Linked DNA regions of Homo sapiens: region 2 is linked to region 1. Evidence: chromatin loops called from intact Hi-C (ENCODE). Cell type or tissue: pancreas. All regions are shown on one strand. Each heading gives the region's core, and the rest is flanking DNA. Links, peaks and the distances in the headings are about the cores only.

Evidence for each region. Hi-C counts contacts between places; a loop is a spot of excess contacts. Peaks named below come from ENCODE experiments on the same cell type or tissue, not always from the same donor. Only the 100,000 strongest peaks of a DNase experiment are listed, where the experiment ranks them.
Region 2: a loop joins it to region 1, with 1.9 times the contacts of the local background. A loop is called at or near these places in 13 of 110 quality-filtered maps.

What each region holds. Positions count from the first base shown.
Region 1 is chr3:49,647,834-49,663,019 of GRCh38, forward strand. BSN (bassoon presynaptic cytomatrix protein) reads left to right here. Exons shown (of 12, transcript NM_003458.4): 4 at 2,779-3,246; 5 at 3,710-10,363; 6 at 12,653-14,729; 7 at 15,043-15,186. Among named protein-coding and RNA genes, the nearest start is that of APEH, 19 kb to the right of the region's middle. In pancreas, for the core only: no CTCF peak of the experiment used is centred there; a DNase peak (open chromatin) is centred at 8,128.
Region 2 is chr3:49,555,988-49,571,173 of GRCh38, forward strand. The region is part of intron 1 of BSN (bassoon presynaptic cytomatrix protein); the gene reads left to right. Among named protein-coding and RNA genes, the nearest start is that of BSN, 9.1 kb to the left of the region's middle. In pancreas, for the core only: no CTCF peak of the experiment used is centred there; no DNase peak of the experiment used is centred there.

The DNA of each region.
Region 1 (15,186 bases), core at 3,334-11,333:
TACTCCTACCAGCCCCAGTGCCCTGTACCCTTCTTCCCCACTCCCAGAGGGCTTGTGAAGGGCCTCCAGCAGCCAGGTCAATGTTTATTTTTAGCCCTTACTTCACACGCCTCTTCCTGCCTGCTCTCCCTTCCTCACTGCCTACTATAGCAGAGCCAGGAGCAAGAGGGCCTGCCAGGCAACCTGCAACCTGGCTGTCTCCATGAATAAATGTGTGAAGGAGCAAAGCACCAGGGAGCATGTGACCACAGGTAACATCTCTGCTGAGAGCTGGGCCTCTGGGCTCAGGCAAGCTGGCCTCTCCAGCATTTGGTCAGAGCACTTAACATTAGGTCTGCTTCCTCCATCCAGACTACCCTTCCAAGGTGACTTGCTTCATTTAGACTGTTGCTTCTGTGTGGGGTTCGCAGGCCAGAGATGGGGTTAGGAGTTTGCCAGGCCACCAAGGTGGGCCAGGGCAGATATCCAAACTTTGAGAGGCCTAACATGGGATGGGTGTGCACAGGGCTCCAAAGTGGAGTTAGGGCAGCATTGCCTTGGGCCAGCCCACTGGGCCTAGATCCTAAACCCATCATGCTGACCATAGGGCTGGGGAAGGGGCTGTTTGATCATTTCCAGAGCTCTCTCTCTTGATCTCTGCCTATAGCCCTGCCATCTCTCCAGGGTCATTTTGCCATCTCACAGTCCTTTCTGACATGGGGGAATTTCCATTGTGTACACAGGTGATGCTGGGGGCATGTGAGCTAGGGTTCCTGGATCAGGCTCTGTGCTCTCCCATGTCCTGTTCATCTGGGGCTCGGTCTCAACCTATCTGTATTTTCCCCAGGCACCTCTGGGGGTGCACCCTGCCAGGCCAAGTGAGCCCAGGGCCTGGCCAGTGGCCAGCACTTACTGCCTTGTGGGGTTTTGTGTGGAGACACATTGAGCATCAGATAAGGTTCAAGGGAGTCAGTAGTGGTGTTAGGGCTGGGCTGTGCAGAGAACAGAGTGAGTATATGTATGTAGGGCATCTAAAGGGTCCCCCTCCACAGCTGGGCCACTGCCCCATTCCTCTGCCTGGGACTTGTGCATGAGGTTGGGCCTCGGGGAAGAGCAGAAGCTCCAGTGGGAGAGAAGCAGTCTCGACCCTGAGTAACCAGCCTGGGGAGCAGGCCTGTCCCTCAACACACACCAAGGCCCTGCCACCTGCCCAGCCTAGCCTCTGCTGAAGCCCAGAGCAGAGAAGTGGAGTGTAGCTCTCTGTGGACAGCAAACCAGGGCAGAATCATTGACATGTTATCTGCCATGGTGGCCCTAGGATGCCAGGCTAAGGGCAGGCACCCTGGGGGTACCAGGCTTCCAAGGCTGCCAGAGGCAGCATGTGAAGTGAGGGTACTGAGGTTGTCAGCCTTCCTGGGGGTGGCAAGGGCCAAAGGTCACCTCCTTTTCCAGTCCTCTGGCTCTGTGACCTTGTGGTTCTTATGGTCCACCTCGGTGGCAGAGTTGCTGGTGGGAGCCTGTATGTCCAGGCACCTGGGATGAGTGAGTTCCCTGCAGGACGGATGGAGCACTAAGGCTCTGCGCCACAGAGTAAGAACAGGCACAGGTGTCTGTGGGACCCTGCTCTGGGCTCCACTGTAACTCTCATTCTCCATCCCATGTGGGCCAGAGAAGGACTTCAAATCCTGCCAAGGAGGAGCCCTGACTCTGGAGGAGGCTACTGGGAGACATGCCCCTGTCAGCCTCAGACCTGCTGCAGGAATCACCCATTTAGGCCTCAGAGATGCCCAAACCCTATGCCTGTACAAAGCAGCTGGGGCTGGGAGACATGGACTTCGCTTCTTGTGTTCTGGGGGCTTCACCATTGATACCTGTGTCATACTTGTAAATGACCTGTTTGGGGTTGTGGGCTCCAGAAAGGCTGCATGCCAGTGCCTGTCTGTCTGCTGAGTCATGGCTGTCTTCAGCCCCCAGCACTGGGCCTGAAACAGTAGAGGATCCTGAGAGTGGTGGACTGATGGTTGAGAATTTGATCCCAGTCCAGCTCTGGAAGGAGCAGGGCCCCTGACACAAGGGCCACCACACATAGTCCCCATCAGAGGAACAGTCCAGAGCCCTGGGGGCAGGAGGAGGCCTCTACCTGAGGGTCTCTGCTGGCCTTAGACAAGGTGACTTGGGCTGGGGATTTGAGCAGGGAGGACTGCTCAGCCCCTCTGTCCTCCACCAAGCAGGGTTACTCCCAGACAGCCTCCCCTGGCCCCAGGAGTCTGCACCCTATCTAGCATAGCCCTTACCTGGGAAAGAGTGTGGGGAAGGATGGAGTCAGACCTGAGAGCTGGGAGGCAGGGGAAGCATAGTGCCTCCAGGAAGTGCTCCATGCTTGGATGCCACTCCTCTTCCACAAGGGTTCTCAACTGCTGGACTCCATACCAGCCCACTAGGAGCCGTTTGCTCCCTCAGATTGAGACCTCAGCTTCCCCTGTGCTTAGGGCTAGGCCCTCCCATCCCCCACAGTTCTCCCCCTTTTCTGGCCTGGTGAAAAGTTCTCTGTGGGTTAAGGAAAGTACTCTTCTTTGGGGTTGTTACTTGCATTCTGACTTTGTGTGTGTTCATCTTAAAGGTAGGGGAATTTGTTATTTGGGGGCAGTAAATTGGTCAGTCTTTTTCTCCTTATGTCTTTGGTGTTATGCTTTGAAAGTTCTCTCCTCCCTAAGGTTACAGAAATAGTTATGGAAATATTATTTGAGGACTTCAGTGTCTTTTTAATTTTCATCAACCCCCTCTCCCATTTCCTTGCAGAAAACAGAGTGGCTCTGTCTGAACTGCCAAACCAAGCGGCTACTGGAGGGCAGCCTAGGAGAGCCGACCCCCCTGCCGCCGCCCACCTCACAGCAGCCCCCTGTAGGGGCCCCTCACCGTGCATCTGGAACATCCCCTCTGAAGCAGAAAGGGCCACAGGGGCTGGGCCAGCCTTCAGGCCCCCTGCCTGCCAAGGCCAGCCCTCTATCCACCAAGGCCAGCCCTCTGCCCAGCAAGGCCAGCCCCCAGGCCAAGCCCCTCAGGGCTTCTGAACCCAGCAAGACCCCAAGCAGTGTCCAGGAAAAGAAGACCCGAGTCCCCACTAAAGCTGAGCCCATGCCGAAGCCACCTCCAGAGACTACCCCAACCCCTGCGACTCCTAAAGTAAAGAGTGGGGTGAGGAGGGCTGAACCTGCCACCCCTGTCGTCAAGGCTGTTCCAGAAGCCCCCAAGGGTGGGGAGGCGGAGGTCAGTCCCATTCACTTCCCAGAGACCCTAGCTTTCAGACAGGACAGTCTATGGAAAGGCTTGCCTCCCTGGGTGGCTGAGGCTGTAGGCTCAGGACAGGTGCCTTGGGGCCACACAGGAGGGAAGGGACACAGTAGAAGGAAAGTCTAGATGAGGTTCTGGCACGCTTGGAGACTGTGGGTTTTACACTGGTGCTGTGTCTGGCACCTTGTCAGATGCTTTGCTGGGTTTTGATACCCTTTGATCTAGTAAAGTTTCTCTTTGAAGACCAAGGGCTGGTTTGGGCTTGCCATGGAACCTTCAGGTTATTCAAGGCCAGAAGGAGATAGGGTGGGTGGCGGGCCCTAAACCCTTGGGAAATGGACAGACTCTTCCCCAGGGTCCTGGGATTGACAGGGAGGATTGGGTTCCCACCACGAGCTTTGCCATGGGGAGTCAGTGTCTGCTTTTCACCCTGCTGCAGGACCTGGTGGGCAAGCCTTACTCTCAGGATGCGTCTCGGAGCCCACAGAGCCTCAGTGACACAGGCTATTCCTCTGACGGCATCTCTAGCTCCCAGAGTGAGATCACAGGAGTCGTGCAGCAGGAGGTGGAACAGCTGGACAGTGCAGGGGTGACAGGGCCACATCCACCCAGCCCCTCCGAGATCCACAAGGTGGGGAGCAGCATGCGGCCTTTGCTGCAGGCCCAGGGCCTGGCCCCAAGTGAGCGGAGCAAGCCACTCTCCAGCGGTACTGGCGAGGAGCAGAAGCAGCGGCCCCACTCCTTGTCCATCACGCCTGAGGCCTTTGACTCTGATGAGGAGCTGGAGGATATCCTGGAGGAAGACGAAGACTCTGCTGAGTGGAGGCGCCGGAGAGAGCAGCAGGACACTGCCGAGTCCTCAGACGACTTTGGCAGCCAATTGAGGCACGACTATGTGGAGGACAGCAGTGAGGGTGGCCTGTCCCCTCTTCCACCCCAGCCCCCAGCCCGGGCAGCAGAACTGACTGATGAGGATTTCATGCGACGGCAGATTCTCGAGATGAGCGCCGAGGAAGACAACCTGGAGGAGGATGACACTGCCACCTCCGGGCGTGGCCTGGCCAAACATGGCACCCAGAAAGGTGGCCCCAGACCCAGGCCTGAGCCTAGCCAAGAACCAGCAGCACTGCCCAAGAGGCGCCTGCCCCACAATGCCACCACGGGCTATGAGGAGCTGCTCCCTGAGGGAGGCTCAGCAGAGGCTACCGATGGCAGTGGGACCCTGCAGGGTGGGCTCCGTCGCTTCAAGACCATTGAGCTCAACAGCACGGGAAGTTATGGTCATGAGTTGGACCTGGGCCAAGGCCCAGACCCCAGTCTGGACCGGGAGCCTGAGCTGGAGATGGAGAGCCTAACGGGCTCCCCTGAGGACCGCTCCCGTGGTGAGCACTCCTCTACATTGCCTGCCTCCACACCCAGCTACACCTCGGGCACCTCTCCCACCTCTCTGTCCTCCCTAGAGGAGGACAGTGACAGCAGCCCCAGCCGCAGGCAGCGTCTAGAAGAAGCAAAGCAGCAGCGCAAGGCCCGGCACCGCTCCCACGGGCCCCTGCTACCCACCATCGAGGACTCCTCAGAGGAGGAGGAGCTGCGGGAGGAAGAGGAGCTGCTTCGTGAGCAAGAGAAGATGCGGGAGGTGGAGCAGCAGCGCATCCGCAGCACGGCCCGCAAGACCCGGCGGGACAAGGAAGAACTGCGGGCCCAGCGGAGGCGAGAGCGCTCCAAGACACCACCCAGTAACTTGTCACCCATCGAGGATGCCTCCCCGACGGAGGAGCTGAGGCAGGCGGCCGAGATGGAGGAGCTACACCGCTCCTCCTGCTCTGAGTACTCACCCTCACCCTCCCTTGACTCTGAGGCTGAGGCCTTGGATGGTGGCCCTAGCCGGCTTTACAAGTCAGGCAGTGAGTACAACCTGCCCACCTTCATGTCCCTCTACTCACCAACCGAGACACCCTCCGGCAGCTCCACCACTCCCAGTTCCGGACGGCCGCTCAAGAGCGCTGAGGAGGCTTATGAGGAGATGATGCGCAAAGCTGAGCTGCTCCAGAGGCAGCAAGGCCAGGCAGCAGGGGCCCGGGGACCCCATGGCGGCCCCTCTCAGCCCACAGGCCCCCGGGGCCTGGGCTCCTTCGAATATCAAGACACTACAGACCGTGAGTATGGCCAGGCTGCTCAGCCTGCCGCAGAGGGCACGCCAGCCAGCCTGGGAGCAGCCGTGTACGAAGAAATCCTTCAGACATCACAGAGCATAGTCCGCATGCGGCAGGCCTCCTCACGAGACCTGGCTTTTGCTGAGGACAAAAAGAAGGAGAAGCAGTTTCTAAATGCTGAGAGTGCATACATGGACCCAATGAAGCAAAATGGTGGCCCCCTTACCCCTGGTACCAGTCCCACCCAGCTCGCTGCCCCTGTGTCCTTCTCTACCCCCACCTCCTCAGACAGCAGCGGGGGCCGAGTTATTCCCGATGTCCGTGTCACTCAGCATTTTGCAAAGGAGACTCAGGACCCCCTCAAGCTGCACAGCTCTCCTGCCTCCCCCAGCTCAGCCTCCAAGGAGATAGGCATGCCCTTTTCCCAGGGCCCTGGGACCCCAGCCACCACAGCTGTGGCTCCTTGTCCAGCTGGGCTGCCACGAGGATATATGACTCCAGCCTCCCCAGCAGGCTCCGAGCGTAGTCCTTCACCATCTTCCACAGCCCACAGCTATGGACACAGCCCAACCACTGCAAACTATGGGTCCCAAACTGAGGATCTACCCCAGGCCCCCAGTGGCCTTGCTGCAGCTGGACGAGCTGCTAGAGAGAAGCCCTTGAGTGCGAGTGACGGTGAGGGTGGCACTCCTCAGCCTTCCCGGGCATATTCCTACTTTGCAAGCTCCAGCCCACCTCTCTCCCCGTCTTCCCCCTCAGAGAGTCCCACATTCTCCCCTGGCAAGATGGGCCCAAGGGCCACAGCAGAGTTCTCTACACAGACGCCAAGTCCAGCCCCTGCCTCAGACATGCCACGGAGCCCTGGTGCCCCCACTCCATCACCTATGGTAGCCCAGGGTACACAAACACCACATCGACCCAGCACGCCTCGCCTGGTGTGGCAGGAGTCCTCTCAAGAGGCTCCCTTTATGGTCATCACGCTGGCATCTGACGCCTCCAGCCAGACCAGGATGGTACATGCCAGTGCCTCCACCTCCCCGCTCTGCTCACCTACTGAAACCCAGCCCACCACCCATGGCTACAGCCAGACAACACCTCCGAGTGTGTCTCAGCTGCCCCCAGAGCCACCTGGGCCACCTGGCTTTCCACGGGTGCCCAGTGCTGGTGCAGATGGGCCCCTGGCACTATATGGCTGGGGTGCCCTCCCTGCTGAGAACATCTCCCTGTGCCGGATCTCCTCTGTCCCTGGGACGTCTAGGGTTGAGCCAGGCCCCAGGACCCCTGGCACTGCAGTGGTAGACCTCCGTACAGCTGTCAAGCCCACTCCCATCATCCTCACTGACCAGGGCATGGACCTCACCTCTCTTGCTGTGGAAGCGAGGAAGTATGGTCTTGCCCTGGATCCAATCCCAGGACGGCAGTCGACCGCCGTGCAGCCCTTGGTTATCAACCTCAATGCCCAGGAGCATACCTTCCTTGCTACTGCCACCACCGTGAGCATCACCATGGCCTCGTCTGTGTTCATGGCTCAACAAAAGCAGCCTGTGGTCTATGGAGACCCCTACCAGAGCCGCCTTGACTTTGGCCAGGGTGGGGGTAGCCCTGTGTGCCTGGCCCAGGTCAAACAAGTAGAGCAGGCTGTCCAGACAGCCCCATACCGAAGTGGGCCCCGGGGAAGACCCAGGGAGGCCAAGTTTGCCAGATATAACCTACCCAACCAAGTAGCTCCTCTGGCCAGAAGAGACGTTTTGATCACTCAGATGGGCACCGCCCAGAGCATTGGCCTCAAGCCAGGCCCAGTGCCAGAGCCAGGTGCCGAGCCCCACCGGGCCACCCCTGCAGAGCTGCGGTCACATGCTCTGCCAGGTGCCAGGAAGCCACACACAGTGGTGGTGCAGATGGGAGAGGGCACAGCAGGCACTGTGACCACACTGCTCCCAGAGGAGCCTGCGGGTGCCCTGGACCTTACCGGGATGAGGCCTGAGAGCCAGCTGGCATGCTGTGACATGGTCTACAAGCTCCCCTTTGGCAGCAGCTGCACTGGCACCTTCCACCCGGCCCCCAGTGTGCCTGAGAAGAGCATGGCAGATGCTGCCCCACCTGGCCAAAGCAGCAGCCCCTTCTATGGTCCCCGGGACCCTGAGCCTCCTGAGCCCCCAACCTACCGGGCACAGGGGGTGGTGGGGCCTGGGCCCCATGAGGAGCAGAGGCCCTACCCACAAGGCCTGCCTGGTAGGCTGTACTCCTCCATGTCTGACACCAATTTGGCTGAGGCTGGCCTCAACTACCATGCCCAGAGGATCGGGCAGCTCTTCCAGGGTCCTGGACGAGACTCGGCTATGGACCTCAGCTCACTGAAGCACTCCTACAGCCTGGGCTTTGCGGATGGACGCTACCTAGGGCAGGGCTTGCAGTATGGCTCAGTCACGGACCTGCGTCATCCTACAGACCTTTTGGCTCACCCGCTTCCCATGCGGCGCTATAGCTCAGTGTCGAACATCTACTCAGACCACAGGTACGGCCCACGGGGAGATGCAGTTGGCTTCCAGGAGGCCAGCCTGGCCCAGTACAGTGCCACCACAGCCCGTGAAATCAGTCGCATGTGCGCTGCCCTCAACTCCATGGACCAGTATGGTGGGCGGCATGGCAGTGGTGGTGGTGGCCCTGACCTTGTGCAGTACCAGCCCCAGCACGGGCCCGGGCTCAGTGCTCCACAGAGTCTGGTTCCCCTCAGACCTGGACTCCTTGGTAACCCCACCTTTCCAGAGGGCCACCCAAGTCCTGGGAACTTGGCCCAGTATGGGCCTGCAGCAGGCCAAGGAACAGCAGTCAGACAGCTGCTGCCGTCCACAGCCACTGTACGTGCAGCTGATGGCATGATCTACTCGACTATCAATACCCCAATTGCTGCAACACTGCCCATCACCACCCAGCCTGCCTCAGTCCTGCGGCCCATGGTGCGTGGTGGCATGTACAGGCCTTACGCATCTGGTGGAATCACAGCCGTGCCACTCACCAGTCTGACACGTGTGCCCATGATTGCCCCCCGGGTACCTCTTGGACCCACAGGGCTGTACCGCTATCCTGCACCAAGTAGATTTCCCATTGCTTCCAGTGTTCCACCTGCAGAAGGGCCTGTCTATCTGGGGAAACCTGCTGCTGCCAAGGCCCCTGGGGCTGGGGGCCCTTCAAGGCCAGAGATGCCAGTAGGGGCTGCACGGGAAGAGCCTCTTCCCACAACCACCCCTGCTGCCATCAAGGAGGCTGCAGGAGCCCCAGCTCCTGCCCCACTAGCTGGCCAGAAGCCACCAGCAGATGCTGCTCCTGGGGGTGGCAGTGGGGCCCTCAGCCGGCCAGGGTTCGAGAAAGAGGAAGCATCACAGGAGGAGAGGCAGCGGAAGCAACAGGAGCAGCTGCTCCAGCTAGAGCGGGAGCGGGTGGAGTTGGAGAAGCTGCGACAACTTCGGCTGCAAGAGGAGCTAGAGCGGGAACGTGTGGAGCTGCAGAGGCACCGTGAGGAGGAGCAGCTGCTGGTGCAGCGGGAGTTGCAGGAGCTGCAGACCATCAAGCACCATGTGCTGCAGCAGCAGCAAGAGGAACGCCAGGCTCAATTTGCACTGCAGCGGGAACAGCTAGCGCAGCAGCGTCTGCAGCTGGAGCAGATCCAGCAGCTGCAGCAGCAGCTGCAGCAGCAGCTAGAGGAGCAGAAGCAGCGGCAGAAGGCTCCCTTTCCTGCAGCCTGTGAGGCACCTGGCCGAGGGCCTCCCCTAGCGGCTGCTGAGTTGGCCCAGAATGGCCAGTATTGGCCCCCCCTTACACATGCAGCCTTCATTGCCATGGCAGGGCCTGAAGGACTTGGGCAGCCTCGTGAGCCTGTGCTGCACCGGGGTCTCCCCAGCTCTGCCTCAGACATGTCACTGCAAACGGAGGAGCAGTGGGAGGCCAGCCGTAGTGGCATCAAGAAGCGGCACTCCATGCCACGCCTGCGGGATGCCTGTGAGCTAGAGTCTGGGACTGAGCCCTGTGTGGTCAGGAGGATTGCCGACAGCAGCGTGCAGACAGACGATGAGGATGGGGAGAGCCGCTACCTCTTGAGTCGGCGACGCCGGGCACGGCGGAGTGCTGACTGCAGTGTGCAGACGGACGACGAAGACAGTGCTGAGTGGGAGCAGCCAGTGCGCCGCCGCAGGTCTCGTCTTCCCCGCCACTCAGACTCAGGCTCTGACAGCAAGCACGATGCCACTGCCTCATCATCCAGTGCTGCTGCCACTGTGAGGGCCATGAGCAGCGTGGGCATCCAGACCATCAGTGACTGCTCCGTGCAGACGGAGCCTGACCAGCTGCCCAGGGTCTCTCCAGCCATCCACATCACAGCTGCCACCGATCCCAAGGTGGAGATCGTCAGGTACATATCGGCGCCAGAGAAGACTGGGCGTGGGGAGAGCCTGGCCTGCCAGACGGAGCCAGATGGGCAGGCCCAGGGTGTAGCCGGGCCGCAGCTTGTAGGGCCAACTGCCATCAGCCCCTACCTGCCTGGCATCCAGATCGTCACCCCAGGGCCTCTGGGCAGATTTGAAAAAAAGAAGCCAGATCCCCTGGAGATTGGGTACCAGGCCCACCTGCCTCCGGAGTCTCTCTCACAGCTTGTGAGCCGCCAGCCTCCCAAGTCCCCTCAGGTCCTCTACTCACCAGTCTCACCCCTGTCCCCTCACCGGCTCCTGGACACCTCCTTTGCTTCCAGTGAGAGGCTGAACAAAGCTCACGTGAGTCCCCAGAAGCACTTCACGGCTGACAGCGCTCTCCGCCAGCAGACGCTGCCTCGCCCCATGAAGACCCTGCAGCGGTCCCTGTCTGACCCTAAGCCCCTCAGCCCCACCGCCGAAGAGTCTGCCAAAGAGAGATTCTCCCTCTACCAGCACCAGGGGGGACTGGGTAGCCAGGTATGGGAACAGGGGCTGTTCCAGGGTGGGACAGGGGTCTCTGCCTAGCCCGAGGGGCCCCCACAGGGAGGGGCTTCTTCTGGGGTGGGAGTAGAGGCATCTCTGGCCCCAGAGGCCCAGGGGAAAGAGTCAATGAGCAGATGCTCCCTGGTGCACATCTGAAAGAGCCTGCAGCCCGGCAGACAGCCTGGCAGATACAGACACACACATGGGCCCCCACAGCCTTCCAGCCACATACCCTACTAGAAGCTTCAGCCTCCTCCCAGCACTGTCCCTTCACCACCCACACCTGGTCCAGCCCCTGCTACCTCCCCCTTTAGGCCTCTTCAGCTCTCACTTCTAGTCTGGACCCCTTCCACTCCAAACTTAATCTATGGGTGTTTCCTAAGAAAATCAGTCATATGAACCTGGCGCGGCTGCTCTCGTCCTCTCAGTCCTGGCCTGGTTTCCATTGCCACACAGGAAGCCCACACCCCTATGGCCTAGCACTAGAGGCCCATCCCAGCGGGCTGCAGTGTGCTCTCTGCCCCAGGGTGTTCTCTGCCCCTACCTGGCCCTCGGTAAATCTGTTTACACATCTGTCTGCTCCCCTAGATAGGGGATTCAGAAGCATAAGCTTACCCTTGGTTGTGGCTTTATTTGCCAGTGATGGATGGGGACTGTGAGAAGTGGCTTGGCTGTGGGCTGCAGCCAAAGTGAGAATAGAGGGTTGTGAGGGCCTAATGCCAACAACTGAGTGCCAGGCTGAGGAGGATGGGCTTTTCCTAAAGACCCTGGAAGCCTCTGGAGGTTTTAGGCATGTGAGATGGGACAAAGCAGATGTTTTGGAAAGTTTCCTGGGCAGAATGTGGGAGGGTGGGCTGAAGGAAGAGACCTGGCAGAGGAGGCAGGAGCCAGAGGCATCGTAAGGTAGATTTGCCCATTTTCAGGGTGTGACACAGAGACGAGAAAAGTGGAGCCTTAGAATGGGGTTTGTGGAGGTGATAATCTTGGGTAGTGAAGTCTTGGTGTATGCAGGCCATATAGGGGTGTGGGTGGGATCAGGACTCTAGGCTGGCAGGGAGGGCAGGTCAGAGAGGCAGGGTGGTCCTGGCTGCAGGCACAGAGGTCCCATGGGCTGGCCATGTGAGACCAGGCCATGATAGGCACTCATGATGCGTGGCCAAAATAAGAAAAGAGACAACAGAGTGAGGGGTTCAAAAGGCTAAATTTATTCCATAAAAGGCCCACCCTGAAATTTTGAGGGCACACTATAATTTTTATTATGACATATGGTGGATGTAGGTGGGAGGTTTTTAGGTAGTTACTTGGCAAGGTAAAAAGTAAGAATCCTATAGGAGTCACTTCCCAGTATATATTGGAATTTGGGTGGTCCATGAAACCCAAGGGCATGGGGCATTCTGGGAAGGCTAGGAGCGAGAGAAAAAGGGAGAAGACAGAGTGAACTACCAGGCAATGTGGACCTTCAGGCAATGCAGAGTGTCTAGGGTAGGCAAGGAGGACCCCATGGTAGGCACTGTTAGGGAACCTTGACCAGGAAGCCATGCTGCTGGAGGTAGGGCTGGATAGGACTTACGGGTGCACTGGTGGCTCCAGAGAACAGCAGGTTGACCGAGGGACATGGAGGGAGCTGGGGACCAGGCCAAGAGCACAGCCCAGAGGGTTTGGCAGAGGGCAGTGCAGGGCACTAGAGGAAGAGGGTGGGCAGGCAGCTGAGGAGCCTTCCACTTTAGAGAGGACTAGGGCAGGATGCAGAATGACTCAGAGCCTGCCACGATTGGCATACAATCTACATGTGTCCCTTCCCATGATCCTCTAGGGAGCCTGGCGGGCCCAGGACCCTCTCCACTCCATGCCTCCTGTTCATACTCCACTGATCTCAACCCCTGTCAGCTGCTAGGCCCCAAACCCAGAGCCACAGCTGTACTCTTCTTACCTCAATGTGAGGCAGAGGGTGGCAGGCCCATTGGAGATGTGCAGGGGTTCTCAAAGCCATGTGCTGGGCCAGTACAGGACATTGGCATGAAGGGAATCTGCCCGTACCCTCCTGCTTCCCAAAGCTCTGGGAAAGAGAAGGGCTGTAAAATAATCACAGATCTTCCCTCTATGGCAAAGAAACCAAGGCCTATGGGTGGGCAGGGTAGGCCTCCAGGCTGCCTGGTAAATCAGGGCACCAGCAAGATGGAACCCAGCTCCTTCCCCAGCCCAGGCCTGGGTTCTGCCACCCCACACCCCATCAAGTCACCACACCTTGGGTCTCAGTGCTGCCCACCCTTCCCTCTGTCTCAGGTGTCGGCGTTGCCACCCAACAGCCTGGTCCGCAAGGTGAAGCGGACACTGCCCAGCCCCCCTCCAGAGGAGGCTCACCTTCCCCTGGCTGGCCAGGCCTCCCCACAGCTGTATGCAGCCAGCCTGCTGCAGCGAGGGCTGACGGGGCCCACCACTGTCCCTGCTACCAAGGCCAGCCTGCTCCGGGAGCTGGACCGGGACCTGCGGCTGGTGGAGCATGAGTCCACCAAACTGCGCAAGAAGCAGGCAGAGCTGGATGAGGAGGAGAAGGAGATTGACGCCAAGCTCAAGTACCTGGAGTTGGGTATCACACAACGCAAAGAGTCTTTGGCCAAAGACCGGGGTGGCCGTGACTACCCACCCTTGCGTGGTCTTGGCGAGCATCGTGACTACCTATCGGACAGTGAGCTCAACCAGCTGCGGCTCCAGGGCTGCACCACTCCCGCTGGCCAGTTTGTGGACTTCCCTGCCACTGCCGCTGCTCCTGCCACCCCCTCTGGTCCCACTGCCTTCCAGCAGCCCCGCTTCCAGCCTCCAGCCCCACAGTATTCTGCAGGCAGTGGTGGGCCAACTCAGAACGGATTCCCAGCCCACCAGGCCCCCACCTACCCTGGCCCCAGCACGTACCCAGCTCCTGCCTTTCCTCCTGGTGCCAGTTACCCAGCTGAGCCTGGCCTGCCAAACCAGCAGGCTTTCCGCCCCACAGGCCACTATGCAGGCCAAACACCCATGCCAACCACACAGAGCACCCTTTTTCCAGTCCCCGCTGATAGCCGTGCCCCACTGCAGAAGCCACGCCAGACATCGCTAGCCGACTTGGAGCAGAAGGTGCCCACCAACTATGAGGTGATCGCCAGCCCCGTTGTGCCCATGTCTTCAGCCCCATCTGAAACCAGCTACAGTGGCCCAGCAGTGAGCAGCGGCTATGAGCAGGGCAAGGTCCCTGAGGTGCCCCGGGCTGGTGACCGTGGCAGTGTGAGCCAGAGCCCAGCCCCCACCTACCCCTCTGACTCACACTATACCAGTCTGGAGCAGAACGTTCCTCGAAACTACGTAATGATTGATGACATCAGTGAACTGACCAAGGACAGCACCTCTACTGCTCCTGATAGCCAACGGCTGGAGCCCCTGGGGCCAGGCAGCAGTGGGCGTCCAGGGAAGGAGCCTGGAGAACCAGGTGTCCTTGACGGGCCCACACTGCCCTGCTGCTATGCCAGAGGAGAAGAGGAATCTGAGGAGGACTCATACGATCCCCGCGGGAAGGGTGGCCACCTCCGGAGCATGGAGAGCAATGGTCGACCAGCCAGTACCCACTACTATGGTGACAGTGACTACAGGCATGGGGCTCGAGTAGAGAAGTATGGTCCAGGGCCCATGGGGCCCAAGCATCCCTCCAAGAGCCTGGCTCCAGCTGCCATCTCCTCAAAGCGCAGCAAGCACCGGAAGCAGGGCATGGAGCAAAAGATATCCAAGTTCTCGCCTATTGAAGAGGCCAAAGACGTAGAGTCAGACCTGGCGTCCTACCCCCCACCTGCAGTCAGCAGCAGCCTGGTCTCTCGGGGCAGGAAGTTCCAGGATGAAATCACCTATGGGCTCAAGAAGAACGTGTATGAGCAGCAAAAATACTATGGGATGTCCAGCCGGGACGCAGTGGAGGACGACCGCATTTATGGCGGGAGCAGCCGGTCCCGGGCACCTTCTGCATACAGTGGGGAGAAGCTGTCCAGCCACGACTTCAGTGGCTGGGGCAAGGGGTACGAAAGGGAACGGGAGGCTGTGGAGCGACTTCAAAAAGCGGGCCCCAAGCCCTCATCCCTAAGTATGGCCCACAGCCGGGTACGACCCCCCATGCGGAGCCAGGCCTCTGAAGAGGAGAGCCCCGTCAGTCCTTTGGGGAGGCCCCGCCCTGCCGGAGGGCCCCTCCCTCCCGGCGGGGATACCTGCCCACAGTTCTGCTCCAGCCACTCCATGCCTGATGTCCAGGAACATGTCAAGGACGGACCTCGGGCCCACGCATATAAGCGTGAGGAGGGCTACATCCTGGATGATTCCCATTGCGTGGTTTCCGACAGCGAAGGTAATGGCAGCCAGGGGTGATTTCTGCGGATACTCAGCAGCTGGGGGGCCTGCCTACCTGTGGGGCCCTGGGCCCTAAGATGTCCCAGCAGGGTCTGGTCTGGCGCCTCATCTGGTGGGCCCTGCTGCAGGCAGGCTGCCCTTGCCTGCTCCATCTGTGCCCTGGTCCGTGGTTGCGGGAGGGTGGGCTGGGGGCCTGCTGATCTGCTTGTGGCTGTGGCACCCACTCTCTTGGTTTCTTTGCATGGCTTCAGCTAGGCCTCCCCCTGCGGCTAGCCCGGGGGTTGATGGTATTCTGTTTTTGGTCTCTGAAGCGTATCACCTGGGCCAGGAGGAGACGGACTGGTTTGATAAGCCCCGGGATGCCCGCTCTGACCGGTTCAGGCACCACGGGGGCCATGCAGTTTCCTCCTCCTCCCAGAAGCGAGGCCCTGCCAGGCACAGCTACCATGACTACG
Region 2 (15,186 bases), core at 4,574-12,573, 91 kb before region 1:
CCTGCGGCAGACAGGTCAGCCTGTGAGCATCCTTTTTAGAGGTGGGATTTGTCCATTTTATACTAGCTATAATAGTAATGCAGTTGGATAGCACACAGCTCTTAGCACTGCAAACACTGTCCATTTTGCTGCATGTTGAGTTGCTGTTTGGGTTTTAGCTTGAGGGAGGCTCACCCAGGCTTTAGTGTTCTCCTTCCAAGGGAAAGCTTCTGTAGCTGAATGGAAAAACACCTTGTTATTGAGAGTTCCCTGTATGGGGAATTTGTCATTTCTCTTCTGATAACCAAACAGGCTGCTCTGCTTGTAGTTTATCAGATGTTGCAGAGCCAATCATATGAAATTCTGGAAAGACCTGGGCAGCTCAGAGGGACCGGAAGGAGGCTGATGTCTATTGCTCATATGCCTTTTTAGTGTTTCATTTGTACTTCATCTGTACATTCTGCTGCAGGCAGACCCATGAACTGCTGTGGGTGAGGCGAACCACGGACTCCTGATGGATTTAGTAGTCACACAATCTCTTACCTGGCTGTGGGCAAGGCTCATACCTGAGCCTGTGGTGCTGAGGTCCTGTGACTATCAGACTCAGGAGGTGAGCTGGCTATTTGTCCCCAAAGCTCAGAACCAGAGACCATTAGGAGGTGGGATTTACTCCTCCAGCTGATATTCATTTTATCATAGCACCTCAGCTGAGCAGCAGCTCCATGGCTTATCTCTCCTTTAGTATTGCAATGGCTTCTACTTCCTCTCACTAGAGCATCTCAGATACCTGATGCCAAATTTAGCATGTTCTAAGATGCTGCTGAACAGATTGGCCCATTGATGGGGAAAAAGCCCTGTGAATGTGCTTCTGGGCATTCAGGAAAGAGCATTAGCACAAAGACATATTTGCTTTCAGTAAGATTTTGAATTTCGGGGCAGTCAGAAACCTCATAGAGGTGGGTAGAAGGCCAGGTAAAAGGGAGATGATTCTGGGGGAGTTAAATGCTATTGCCATATTACCTTGTCATCCCAGGCTGAATTAGTCTTTTCATCCTCATACTGAGCTGAGTTGGACTCTGTGAGGGGGTGGCTCCAGCATTTGCTGCTGAAGAGCCTGACTTGAATCCCATGAGTAGCAGTGCTGCCACACCCATAGTGGTGCCTCTTAGCCCGTCGGGATGATGTGGAGCTTTGGGCATTGGAGAGTCCCTCAAGGAAGGGCTCTCTGCTTCTGGTGTCAGGGTGGCCATGTACAATTATATAATCTGTGCCTTTTCCAAGGAGTGCTGGTTTGGGAGAAAGCTGAACTCTAACCCAGGCTCCACTCTCCAAGCTGTGTGCCCTGGTGTAGGCTGCATCCTCTTAGATGAAGGGGCATCATTCACTCGTTAATTCATTTACTTATTTATGGAGATATGCCTAATGTACAGTGGAACACACATATTGATGGGATTTTATTTATACATACACTCGTGACACACTACCAGATCAAGACAGAACTTTATCAGTACCCCAGAAAGTACTTTTTAAAATAATTACACGAAGGAGCCATGTAGACCAGTGGCAGCCTGTCTAGTTTACACCAGCTCTGTGGACTTGCACCTGTCAGTTTTTTTTTTTTTTTTTTTTGAGTTGGAGTCTCGCTCTGTCGCCCAGGCTGGAGTGCAGTGGCACGATCTCCGCTCACTGCAAGCTCCACCTTCTGGGTTCACGCCATTCTCCTGCCTCAGCCTCCCGAGTAGCTGGGACTGCAGGCGCCCACCACCGCACCCAGCTAATTTTTTGTACTTTTAGTAGAGATGGGATTTCACCGTGGTCTCGATCTCCTAACCTTGTGATCTACCTGCCTCGGCCTCCCAAAGTGCTGGGATTACAGGCGGGAGCCACTGCACCCGGCCCAACTTGCACATGTTTTGATGTTTGCAAATTGATATCTAGTCGATCAGCTAAGGTGTATTTGTCAGCTGTCAAGAGCAAGCACAGTTATTGGCTTTGTGGATGGTATGGAAAGGATATATAGTGCTTCCCTGTCCTTCAGCACCTCACAGACTGGTTGGTCAGATAGCTCTTGAAGAGCCAAATCATGGAAGAACCCTAAGAGAGACACTGTGGGCAGCTCAGTATCTGAGAAATGTCAAATAAGCAGTGCTTACAGGGTTGTTAATTGGGAAGAGTGGAGAGGCACAGCTAAGCTTTAGGAGAGGTAGAGATGTAAGGCTGGAAAAATGACTGGGTTAAGAGAGGTAGAGATAGAGATAAATGGCATAAAGAATGTGGTCTACACAGGCAGGGACAGTGAGCAGAGAATGAGGCTGAGTGCAGGGTGGTGGGGGAAAGCCAGGGCAAAGCCAACAGAGGCCCTTCTCCATCATTGCCCATCAGAATGCGTAATCAATGCCAAAGTCGCCTCTCTTCACTCCTGGCCCATATGTTATTGAGACAGACACCCTAAGCCAAAGGCAGCTAGGCACAGAGAACCTGGTTGTTTACTGGAAGGTGGGCAAGGCTGCTCTGAGAACCATACCCCGAATTCCTTTTTCAAAATGGATTTGTCAGGCATAGTATCTCTGGTCTGGGATTAGTCAGACTTGTTACATTATATCAGCCAACTCAGCCTCTAGAAAAATCTGGCACTAACTTGTAAAGATAAAATGAAAGGACATAATTGCCAGGTCTGGAAATAATGCTCCTTTGTCACTTAGAGATCTTCTTTGTCCCCAGTGGCTGGATCTCACAGAGGGTATGTCATGGAGTGTGAATTAAAGTGACCTTACATCTGAATGGTGACGATGTCAAAATTTTACCCAGAGGGCAACCATTTTTGCATTTCTCCAGGGAAAGCAGGCTACTTTTGATAATACAGTTGCTCACAGCATCATTAAGACTAATAAGGTGCTGTTGATTTAAAAAATGTAAAAATGTAATGGAGACATTAGGAGGAGAAATACTGTCTTTTGTTTGTTTGTTTTTTGTTTTTTGAGACAGAGTCTTGCTCTGTCGCCCAGGCTGGAGTGCAGTGGCGCGATCTCGGGTCACTGCAACCTCTGCCTCCCGGGTTCAAGCGATTCTCCTGCCTCAGCCTCCTGAGTAGCTGGTATTACAGGCACCCACCACCAGACCCAGCTAATTTTTGTATTTTTAGTAGAGACGGGGTTTCACCATGTTGGCCAGGCTGGTCTCAAACTCCTGAGCTCAGGTGATCTGCCCGCCTCAGCCTCCCAAAGTGCTGGGATTACAGGCATGAGCCACTGTGCCTGGCCGAGAAATGCTATCTTAAACATTTTTTTTTTACTATGGAAAATTTCAAACATACATGAAAGTAGAGGAAATGGTCTAATGAACTTTTGTGTTCCCATTGCTTAGCCACTGCCATCATCAACTTATGGCCAATTGAGTTTAATTTATCTCTCTCACATCCTACCCCCTAGAGAAGCAAATTCCAGACATCCCAAAATTTCATCATCAGTATTTCAGTTTGTATTTCCAAGAAATAAGGGCTTTGCATGAACATAACCACAGCACCACAGCCACATCTAAATAAGATAATGATCTCTTCTTAAACTCAGCAAATATTCAGTCAGGATTCTACTTTTCTGATTGTCTTATGAATTTACTTTTATTATTGGTTTGAATTGTGATCTAAACAGGGTCTACACATTGAATTTGTCTGATGCATCTGTCTAGTTTCTTTATGTATTTTCTCTCCTTTTTGCTCCTTGCAGTTTATTATTAGAGAACTATGACATTTGTCCTGTGGTTTCTCATATTCAGGATTATGCTGATTGCATCCCTGTGGTGTCATTTAAGATGTTCCTCTGTCCCATGTTTTTCTTGTAAACTGAGAATTCTGTCTAGAAGCTAATCAGATTCAAATTTTATTCTTTTGGTCAAGAAATTCTAGCTTTTTAAAAAAGAGTTTATTGAAGGCTTCAGACATGGAGAGGCTGAGAGTTCACTGAAAGCAGAACCAGGGTTTGGGCTAATTGGGAGCCAAAGAACAATGCAGTGGACCACTTTTCTGTTCCTTTTCTAAAGATCTCCTTCCTCTGAGTCAGTTTGGTTCTGAGTTTAAGAAGTCAAAGCTTTCAGAGGAAAGTTGTTTTTTTTTTCCCCCAGAAAAGTCATGCCTTTCACCCCAGTGTGGGGGAGCCCTCCCTGCATATGTGAGTAGGAAGCCTCCTACTCACATTTGGGGGCTTAATAAATCTTTCCCCTTATCACAGGTCCTGCATTTCTGAATTGGGCCCTTTCCTCTTGTTAGTTGTGGGGGTGTGGAAGGCCAGACCTACTATGTGTGGGCTATGTGAGGGGAACCTGTTGCTGGAGCCTGTGGGCCATGTGCAGTAAGTTGGGGCTAACTGTGAAGGTAGGTTGGCAACACTGTAATAGCAGTTATGACTACCATTACTGAATGACTGCCTCATCACAGACATTCTGCTAGGTGTTTTATTTCTTATTCCACCTGCTTGGCCATTCAGCTTCTGCAGGCCCTGCCTGTCCTGACTTTACTTACTGCCTGGGGACTGACTTTTTAAATGGTAAAATGGTGGCTAAGCCCTGCATGCCTACAGCAAGGGCTGACTGTCACTTTAGGACATGAGGCCCTCTGGGTAAGCTGGGACTTGGTGAACAATCTAGCTGTGGGGGACTCCTGCTCAGTCCTTTCATTTGGTGCCAGGAGCATGTCATGCTGGTATTGATCCTGCATTTGTAGCACTTGCCCGAGCTCCTTTTCTGGAGGGACCTCTGCCATCTCCTCTCACTAGCACAGTGGTTGAAGCTGTGGAGTGAATTGGGACACTGGCCTGTGGGCTCCTGCCTGTGGTAGGGGTGATAGAATTTTGGTGTCTCACTCTCTGTGGTTCCTTCTGTACAGATCGGGCTTCTAGTGGGGGTCTGTTGCCCCCTAGCATTCTCTTGGCCCATTTGTCTTATATTTTAGGTTCTGGTCAGCTCTGCTGTGGAATGGGATACTCCCTGACACATCTGTGTTGTGCCTTGGGCTCCCAGGCTGGCCACAGGGCTGCTGTGATCTCTCCTTCCTATTATTCGTCTTTACGGGCACATAGGGTTCTAAAGAGAGCTTTGCTCTAGCAGAGACCTGGGGCCCCTACTTCTTTCTAACAAGAGGGTCACATGGAGGCACATGGGAAGCCTCCAGGGAGCTCTAGATCACCCCAGGATCAGATCAAATCTTGAATGGCCTGGAGAGGCCTGGTTGCCCCTAAAGTGGGTGAGGCTGCTGTCAGGGCCAACGGTGAAGAAGAGATTTTCCCTGAGGGGAAATAGAAGGGATGGCTTTTGGATCTTGGTCCCAAACACTGAGGAGATCCAAGAGCCTCAGCAGCAAGGATCACCCCACCCAGTCCTATCTGGGACTAACCCCTGTATCCAGAGGAGCCCGAGCTCTTCAATGCCACTGGCTTGTGTGGGGAGCCAAACCTCCCAAAGATGCTGGAAGAACCATTAAGGCATTTGGGTTCTTGGGAGAAAGGGTAGGTGAGGAAATTTCCTAATAGTTACACTGTTACATTTGTGTTTGCAGGCAGGTAACAAGGGTCACTCCCATTAAAAAAATTTTTTTAATTAATTATTTAAATTGACAAAAATTATGCACTATATATTTATTATATACAACCTGATGTTTTGAAATATGTACATATTATGACATATTATGGAATGGCTAAGTCAAGTGAATTAACATAGTCATGACTTAACATACTTACCATTTTTGTGGTGAGGATGCTTAAAATCTATTAGCAGAAATTTACAAGAATGCAATACATTGGTGTTAGCTATAGTCACCGTGTTGTACAGTAGATCTCTTGTTGTTGTTATTTTTTCTTTTCTTTTTTTTTTGAGACAAAGTCTCACTCTGTCGCCCAGGCTGGAGTGCAGTGGCGTGATCTCAGCTCACTGCAACCTCTGCCTCTTGGGATCAAGTGATTCTCATGTCTCAGCCTCCCGAGTAGCTGGGATTACAAGTGTGTGCCACCATGCCCGTCTAATTTTTGCATCTTTAGTAGAGACTGGGTTTCACCATGTTAGCCAGGCTGGTCTTGAACTCCTGGCCTCAAGTGATCCATCTGCCTCAGCCTCCCAAAGTGCTGAGATTGCAGGTGTGAGCCAGCCACCATGCCCAGCCTAGATCTCTTGAATTTATTCCTCCTATCTAACTGAAACATCTCCTCAACCTTCCCTTCTACCTCCTACTGTGTCACCTACACTTTTTTGTGTATGGGAGTGTTTGTGGGGATTTTTACAGTTAGATTCTACATAGAAATGGAACAATTTTAAAGTGAAATTTTATCCATGTATTCAGGAAACTCTGCTGAACATCTTTTGGATACCTATCCCTGGGTGAAGTGTGAGGAATAAAAGAAGGAGCATAAAATAGGCTCTGCCCTAAAGGGGCCCATGGTGTGGGGAGAGAGAACTCTTGTCCAGATCTTTAGCCTCAACTTCTTCTTCCTTAAATTAGAGTTTGCTCCTGCCTTCTCTTTGTCTCACAGAGGTAAGAGAAATGAGAGTATGATTAAAAGGGGTTGCATTATTTCATGTTCTAAAATAGTAGAGCATATATTTGTATGGTATTTTACAGCTTACAAAACACATTCATAACATTCACGTATTCTGTTGGGAAGCTCCAAAGGCCTAAGAGGAGTGATGTAGAAGAACAGCCAGCTAGCAGACTTTAGCAAACCAAAATGCCGAATGCTGTGGAGAACTGTGTCACTTCCCCGCCTCCTCCTCTGTGAAGATGGGAGATTTAGCAAGATGATGGGAAAGGCTTTGAGGAGTGGGAAAGGGTCAGAAAGTAGGACATTTGAGCAAAGGGCAGGGTAGGATGATGTGGAGGAAGAAGAATAGTGGAAGCATGCTGGCTGGGGGTCAGAAATTCAGGTTTTAATCAATCCTGGCATTGCCTAAACTTGGCTATGCACGTTGGGTATGTCCTTGGTTTTTTCATCTGTAAAATGAGAGATTTAACTAGATGATCTCCACAGTCCCTTCCAGCTCTGACAGCTGATTTCTGTGAAATGTGTAAAAAGGAAGGGTGATGCTTCCCATTTTTCTTCAGCTCTATTGAGCATAGAAAACAAGGTCTAAATCAAAAGTACATTGTGCACTTTTTAGTTTACTTTGTAGCAGCTCTAAATGAAGAGGCTTGCTCTTCCATTGTGTGGCAGAGATTTTTCAGAATGGACAAGATGACTGCACATTCAAGCCTGGAGCCAGGGGCGGGGCTGGCTGGCAACCCACCTCTGGGTTGCTTCTGGTAGGCAGGGGCTCTCGGAAAACTGATGGCCTCCTTGTGCTGGGTTGGTTGGCCAGCCAGCAAGGCTCCTACCCAGACCTGCAGAGCCTGCTGCAGGCTCCCTGTTCTCAGCTGTGCTCGGCTGCTTATCTCCTGAGTGTTGTTCCACCTACTTCCTACAGGTGCTCTGGCAGCAGCCAGTGGGCCATGATTTCCAGGGGAGCTGGGGTTGGCAAACGCTTTGTGATGGGGAAGGGTGGGGCATGGGAAGGGCTAGCCTGAAAGAGACTTTAGATCTTCAGACTCCAGTTTGGGCAGACTCCTTCATTTGTAGAATGAAGAGATACATGTGGTTCTCTCTGCAGCTTCTGCAGCTGTGTGGGTTCTGTGGGCTCAGGCCAGATCTCCTCCAATGTCAAAGTCCGGTATGTGAGGCTGCTTCCTTCCGAAGTGTGGTTTGGCTTCAGTAGGTTATATGTTTGCTCTGATATCCTTTTATTTTGAGCATTGTATCCAACCCCCAACAAATGCCAGAATGTCTGCTGTCATACTCTGTAGGGGCTACAGCTCTCCCTTGGTGTGAACACCCAAGATCAGTGGCCTTTGGTTCTTCTCAGGCAGATGATTCTACTGCTGGAGAGTTCTTTTTTCCTGTTTGTCTGAATCAGGTTTCCTTACACCTCCTATCTGCTGGTCTTGGCTCTGCTCTCCAGCACCGCTGACTTATTTTTGCTCACAGGTTTAGCAGGCGCTCACTGTACCTGCCACGTGCCAGGGCTGAGGTCCCTGCGCTTACTTCCTCAATCCTGATTTTCTTCTCTGGACTTCACTTCTCCAGCTCCTGTGGCTGTGATGGGACTCTGAGACCCTTGCCAGCCTGGACTGCCCTGCCCAAGGCTGTCAGTATCCTAAAAGTACAGAGAGGCCTTAGAGAACAGGGTCCAGGGCTCAGCATGTCACTTGGACTATGAGTGACATAGTCTGAAGGATGCGGGGCCTTCCCTCTCACAGCATGAGAACACCCTTCCTACACCTTTATGAGAGCTTTTGGGCAGCTACTCCCACACTTATCCAGCCTCATGCTGGGCATCTTCACACGAAGTCTGGGGCCTTCCATCCTGGACTTACACAGCCCAAGTGTGAATCTGTGGAGGCCTGCATGAGTCTCTGCTATGTTTTCTCTGGTTATACTTAGAGATCCTTTCCAACCTAGTGAGACTCTTTTGGAACCTGACTGTGTTCCATGAACTGGGGGTAATAACTAAGGCAATGTACTTGTTTCAGGAACCATACTGTGAGAACTTCTCCCCTTCCTAGGCCCTGTGAGCCTACTTTCTAAACCCCTGCATCTGACCTGGAGTGGGGTGGCCAGTGTTGGATGCTCAAGGCCAAGGCCTTGCCAGCTCAGGTTTGGAGTGATGATGGCTGAGTAGTGGGAGTAGCTGCCTGAAAACTCTCATAAATGTGTAGGAAGGGTGTTCTCATGCTGCAAGAGGAATGCCCCTTGTCCTTCAGACTATGTCACTCATAGTTCAGGTGACATGACAGCTACGGTTGGATTGGAGAGGCAACCACCCCTTGCACCCTAGCCATGGCAGCCCCTGTGCTCTGCAGAGGAAACCCTTGTGCAGATTTGTCCTTTCCTGGTCAGCCATGTTATGCTGGCCTGTCTTTGGGGTGCATTGGCCTTTGGCTCTGTAGGGTAGGTATCTCTAGGAGCAGCAAGTGCTCTGCAGATGAAAATTTCAAACACACATAAAAGGAGAAAGGTAAAAAAAAAAAAGAAGAAAAGAAGAAGAAAGGATGGTAGGCTGAAGTCTCTCCTGCAAACCTACCACGTAGCTTCAACAATGATTAGCATTTTGCCAACTTGTTTTATCTATATTCCTCCACTTTTTTTTTTTGGACTAGAGGATTTTCTTTTTTTTTTTTTTTTTTTGAGACGGAGTCTCACTCTGTCACCCAGGCTGGAGTGCAGTGGCGGGATCTCGGCTCACTGCAAGCTCTGCCTCCAGGGTTCATGCCATTCTCCTGCCTCAGCCTCCCGAGTAGCTGGGACTACAGGCACCCACCCACCACGCCCAGCTAATTTTTTTTTTTTTTTTTTTTTTGAGACAGAGTCTCGCTCTGTCGTCGCCCAGGCTGGAGTGCAGTGGTGCGATCTCAGCTCACTACAAGCTCTGCCCCCTGGGTTCGCGCCATTCTCCTGCCTCAGCCTCCGGAGTAGCTGGGACTACAGCCGCCCGCCACTACTCCCAGCTAATTTTTTGTATGTTTAATAGAGACGGGGTTTCACCGTGTTAGCCAGGATGGGCCCGATCTCCTGACCTCGTGATCCACCCGCCTCGGCCTCCCAAAGTGCTGGGATTACAGGCGTGAGCTACCGCGCCCGGCCAGGATTTTCATTCAAAATAGAAATATATCATTTCACTCATGAATAGTTTAGGATGTACCTCTAGTAGTTAGAGGGTGCTTTACTATTTAATTCAATGGCATTTATCACAACCAACAAAGTTAACTTTAATTTCTTACTATAACCCAATACCCAGTCCATATTTAATTTTTCTTTATTGTTCCAAAAATGACATTTTATTTTATTTAATGTATTTTTTTTTGAGACGGAGTCTCGCCCTATTGCCTAGGCTAGAGTGCAGCGGCGCCATCTTGACTCACTGTAACCTCCACCTCACGGGTTCAAGCAATTCTCCCTGCCTCAGCCTCTCGAGTAGCTGGGACTACAGGTGCACACCACCATTCCTGACTAATTTTTGTATTTTTTTACTAGAGACGGGGTTTTGCCATGTTGGCCAGGCTGGTCTTGAACGCCTTACCTCAGGTGATCTGCCTACCTCGGCCTCCCAAAGTGTTGGGATTACAGGCATGAGCCACTGTGCCTGGCCCCAAAAATGACATTTTAGTTTGTTCAAACAGTATCCAAACAACGTCTACATATTGCATTTGGTTGATATGTTCTGTAAGTTTCTAACAGTCTCCTTGCTCCTTTTGTTTTCAAATCCATTTATTTGGTGAAGACATCAGGACATTTATCCTAGACTATCTCTCATTTTGGTTTTGCCTAAGCACATCCTCTTGAAGTTATTTTCTTGCTTCCTAGTGTCCTTTTATTTCCTATAAACTGGTAGTTAGATCTAGATCAGAATAGATTCAATCTTTTTGGAAAGAACACTTCATTGGTATTGTGTACTTCCTATTGTATCCCAGAAGGAGGCAGTATGTCTGTCTCCTTGACCTACTTTAGTGATGAAAAGATGGATCAGGCCTGGGTGCAGTGGCTCCCCCCTGTAATCTCAGCACTTTGGGAAGCTGGGATGGGCAGATTGCTTGAGCCCAGGAGTTTGAGACTAGCCTGGACAACGTAGTGAGACCCCATCTCTACAAAAATACAAAAAAATTAGCCAGGCATAATGGCACATGTCTGTGGTCCCAGCTACTCGGGAGGCTGAGGTGGGAAGATCACTTGAAACTGGGAGGTCAAGACTGCAGTGAGCTGAAATCGTGCCACTGCACTCCAGCCTGGGTGACAGAGTAAGACTGTGTTTCAGGAAAAAAAAAAAAAAAAAAAAAAGGATTAGGGGATTCAGGTAGTATCAGTGATTAATCCATTATAAAGTCCTTATCAGTTTTTTTTTTGCCTGATGAATTTAGCATTCACTAATGATCCTTAGCTAGATCCATTATTTCATAACAGGTTGCAAAATTAGCTGAAATTCTTCTATAAAAATTATCTGTCAACCTTTTTTTTAATGCACCAAACATTTATTAAACATTGCAGTCAATAGCAGGAACACAAGAAGGAAAAAGACACAGTCCTACCCTGAAGATGCCCTCCAAACTGGGTTGAATCTCCATGCTTGATGCTCCTTTCAATGGATTGTTTTTAAATAATAATGTAGATATTTTTATTAATGATAATACTCATGAATGTAGTTTAAGACTTCCTTCTGGTTCCCTTTGCCCTTAGGTTATCCCTTTTCAGGGATATATAGTTCTCTGTTTTAGAGTTATTAGAAATGATTCTACTCTGTGGTTATCTGATTAAGAGGATATAAAATTAAGCTCTTTTTTCCCAGTTTGCCTTTAATTTGTAAGGATTACTTTTTGATCAGTTTTCTGTTGTTACCGTCATTCTGCACAATAAACCAGCCCAAACTCAGTAGCTTCAAATAGCAATTTTTTATTCTCACTCATGCATCTGCATGCTGGCTAGAATTCACTGATCTAGACCGGGCTCCAGGCTGCAGTTGGGTCCAGGTCAGATCAGTGTGTCTCTCATCTTCCCTGGACAGCAGTCTAGCTGGGGCATGTTCTTCTTACGGAGATGAGAGACACACAAGAGGGTGTGCCTAACCTCACAGCACATTTCAAGCCTCTGACCTGATGACACATCTGCTAACATTCCTGTAGTCAAGCAATTCATGGTTAAGCCCAAGTCAAGGAGTTGTATTGCAGTTACTATGGCTGTGTAACATGTTAACCCAAAACTTAGTAGTGGAAAACAGCCACTATTCTGGTCACAGATTCTGCAGGTCAGGAATTTGGGCAGAGCACAGTAGAATGGAGTGTGTTTCTACTTCACAATGTCTGGAGTTTCAGCTGGAAGACTTGAAGGCCAGAGATTAGAATCTTCTGAAGGCTCATCAATTATATGTTTGAGAGTCGATGCTGGCTGTTAGCTGGGAGCCCCAGGGCTTCTCCATATGATTTCTCCATGTGGGCTCATTTGGGCTGCCTCATAGCATGGTTGCTGAGTTCCAAGGGTGGGGAGAGGGCAAGGTAGGGGTTGGGAGACAGGTGGAAGACCGTACTGACTTTTATGATTTAGTCTTAAGAGACATGCAGTGTCACTTCTGCCACATTCTGTTTACTAACACAGTCACAAGATCCTGCCTAGGTTTAAAAGGAGGGGACGTGGACTCTGTCAGTACATGTGGGACTGGAAATCTTGCTGAGACCATTTTTGGAAAATACAGTCTGCCACAGCTGGAAAAAATATATTCTGCCTCTAGTTGGAGGAACTGCAAAGACACATGGCAGAGAACAGAAATCGATGGAAAGTAAAGAATTGAAAACAACAATGGCATATACCGTACTTTTTTAAAATTTAATTTTTAAAAATTATATAAAGCTTTCCTATGATTCCAAATAAAACAAGATATATTGAGAGAAGTCTAATTCCATCTTGTTCCCTCTACTTTATTCTCTTTGCCTTTCTGATAAGAAACAGTTTTTATCAGATTTTTCCCACTGTTTCTTTTTGCAAATTTAAGGGAAAAATATATTTGTTTACCTTTCTTTTTTATGTAAAAGGTAGCAGACTCTAAGTACTCTTCTGTACTTTGCTTTTTTCCATGTAATCAATCTTGAAGATCACCCTGTAGCAGAATATAGAAATCCTCCTGATTCCTTTTTGCATCTGCACTGTGCCTCACCATGTGGATATGCCATGGTTTATCTATGGACATTGGGCTGTGTCCAGTCTTTTGCTCTTACAAAAAGAAGCACAGTGAGGAATCTGGAAAATGTGGCATTTTGTAATTTTACCAGTGTGTCTGTGCGATAGTTTCCTAGAAGTAGGATTGCTGAAGCAAAATGGTAAATGTATAAGTTGTTTTTCTCTGTGTTGCTAAGACTGAGAGCCAAAGGCAGAAGCAATAATATTCAGGCATGAGAGGATGATCATGGTGGGGTGCGGGGTTTTGCAGGACAGGGAGGTGGGAAGGGGCTGAGTAGTAAGAGTGATGAAAAGTGCTCAACTTCTGAATATATTCTGGAAATTGAGCCAGAAGGATTGCTGAATGGTTGGCTGTGAAGAGTTGAAGAGAGGAGTCAGGAGGAGCTCTGAGTTTTGGCCTGGGCATCTGGTGTACACAGGGAGGAGGAGGAATGGGCCTAGACCAGGAGTTTGTTCTTGGACAAGTTGTTTTTTAGAGGCACCCAAGTGAGATGTTAGGTAGGCAGCTGGGTATTCAAGTCTGGGTTGGAAAAATAAAGTAGCACTTCACCTGCAAGTGCTTTAATATTAATGCCACCTGGTTCCTACAAGTACCCTGAAAAAGAGATAAGGGAGAGGAGGAAATTGAGGCAATACTAGGGTTCCAAGAGAGTGAATCAAGTGCATTCAATTAAACAAATATTTACCTTATCAAATGAAACATTGGAAATGAAAGCACTCAGCATGAGGCCTGCCATTAAGTGCCTACTAGTTGATGTCAGGTTCCATGCCCAGGGCTGAGGATAGAAAGATGAACAGGTAGATTATGCCCTTATTTATTACCCTAGATCATGTTTGAGTTAAACTTGATTGAGGGTATAGTTCCTGACCTCTGGGAGCTCTGACTCAGTGGGGGACGCTTGGAGGGCTCAGGGGCCTACTGTCGTCCATCCTCATCTTCACAGACAGCTGCTAAAACAGATTATAGAATTTAAGGCTCAGACTGGGCAGTTCACTTGAAAGGCCTGGCTCATTCTATTGGCTCTAGAATCTGCAGCTAGTCAGAGATGAAGCTCAGGCCACCAGAGCCACAGAGAAAAGTCTCTCACTATAGGAAAAGTGTCACTTTGACTCTTTAGCCCTCACTCCTGTTCAGTAAACTTCATGAAGCCAGGTGGAGGGTGTTGGCCTTCAGCTGGAGTGACAGTCGTGTGGGACAGGCGCCCCTTGACAGATTTTGAGTATTGGGAAGAGGGCAGGAGGGAGGGAGTTCCAGGTCTGGGGCTGCTGCTCTGGGGTTGTGATTTGCTGTTGGGCAGCTGAGCAGAGATATCATAATTTGACTTTGGGATGTATATTTCTCTGGACTTAGGGATCAGGATGCAGGCTGTAGCACACGAAGCTGGCTCGGAAGCCAACAGACTGGAATAGGACTTTCCCAATGGCCAAGCACTCATCTCTGCTCCCCTCCTGTGCTGAAAGCACTTTTTGCAAATGATGGTACTTAGCACTGATTGCCTGGCAGCCTAAGATACACCACCCATAGAGCAGAGTCAGAAGGGGGTTTCCTGCCAGGGCACTTTTGGGGAGCTATGATGCAGGCTAAGCCAGTGGAAGAAAGGGAGGAAGGGAGCAGACAGAACAGGGAGGCTTGATCTGGTGCTCCCAACAGACCCGGTTTGCCACTTTGCCTGCCTCCACTCCGCCCCTTCCTCCCCAGCTTTATTAGGGTGAGTGTTGGAGCCCACCCAAGGGTCCATGCTGTCATTGGTACTTTGCACCTACATGGCCATTCTGTTGTTTACTTTGGTTTGAGCCGTGGAAACAGAGACTGAAGAGCAGCAGGCACCAGCCTCTGTGCTGTCCCTACTCAGGCCCCCAGTTGGGGGTGAGGAGCCCTGGGAAGACCATCCAAAGTTCCAGGGGCAGACGCCAGAGCTACACAATCACCTCCTTTTCTAGATAGTAAGAAACAAAGAAAAACCTCTACACCCCTGAGTGTTGAGTGAGGAAAGCAAACATGTTCTCCCTGTATTCAAATTAGCCAGAGAGCCTGGTGGGGACTCTTGGGGGCAACACCTTCCCTTCCAATGCCAAGGCAATACCTCCCCTTCCAGGCTCACTCCTCTGAGCCTGCCTGGTAGTGCAAATAACTTGTTTTCAGAGGCAAGAAGAAAGAGGAAACTAGAAGTTTTGCCTTTTTGGAAAGCATCCTGTGCTACCTGCAGTCCCACATGAACACTGACTCTGGGGCTCCCAGGCCTGTGAAATGGAGTGGAAGTGACCCCAGGAGTACCAGAGCTGAGCCTTCCAGCAAAGTTTGGCAGGGAATGTGGGCCTCAGTCACACTCCTTCAGCTTCCTTTTCCTTAGTCCCTACTAGTGGCTCAGGAAAAAACAAGAAGTTCAGATAGCGACAGGCATTGCTTTTGAAAAGATAGTAACAGTACTTAGTAGTAACTGAGGAATTTTAAAAATACACTGTGCTTTTTTTTTAA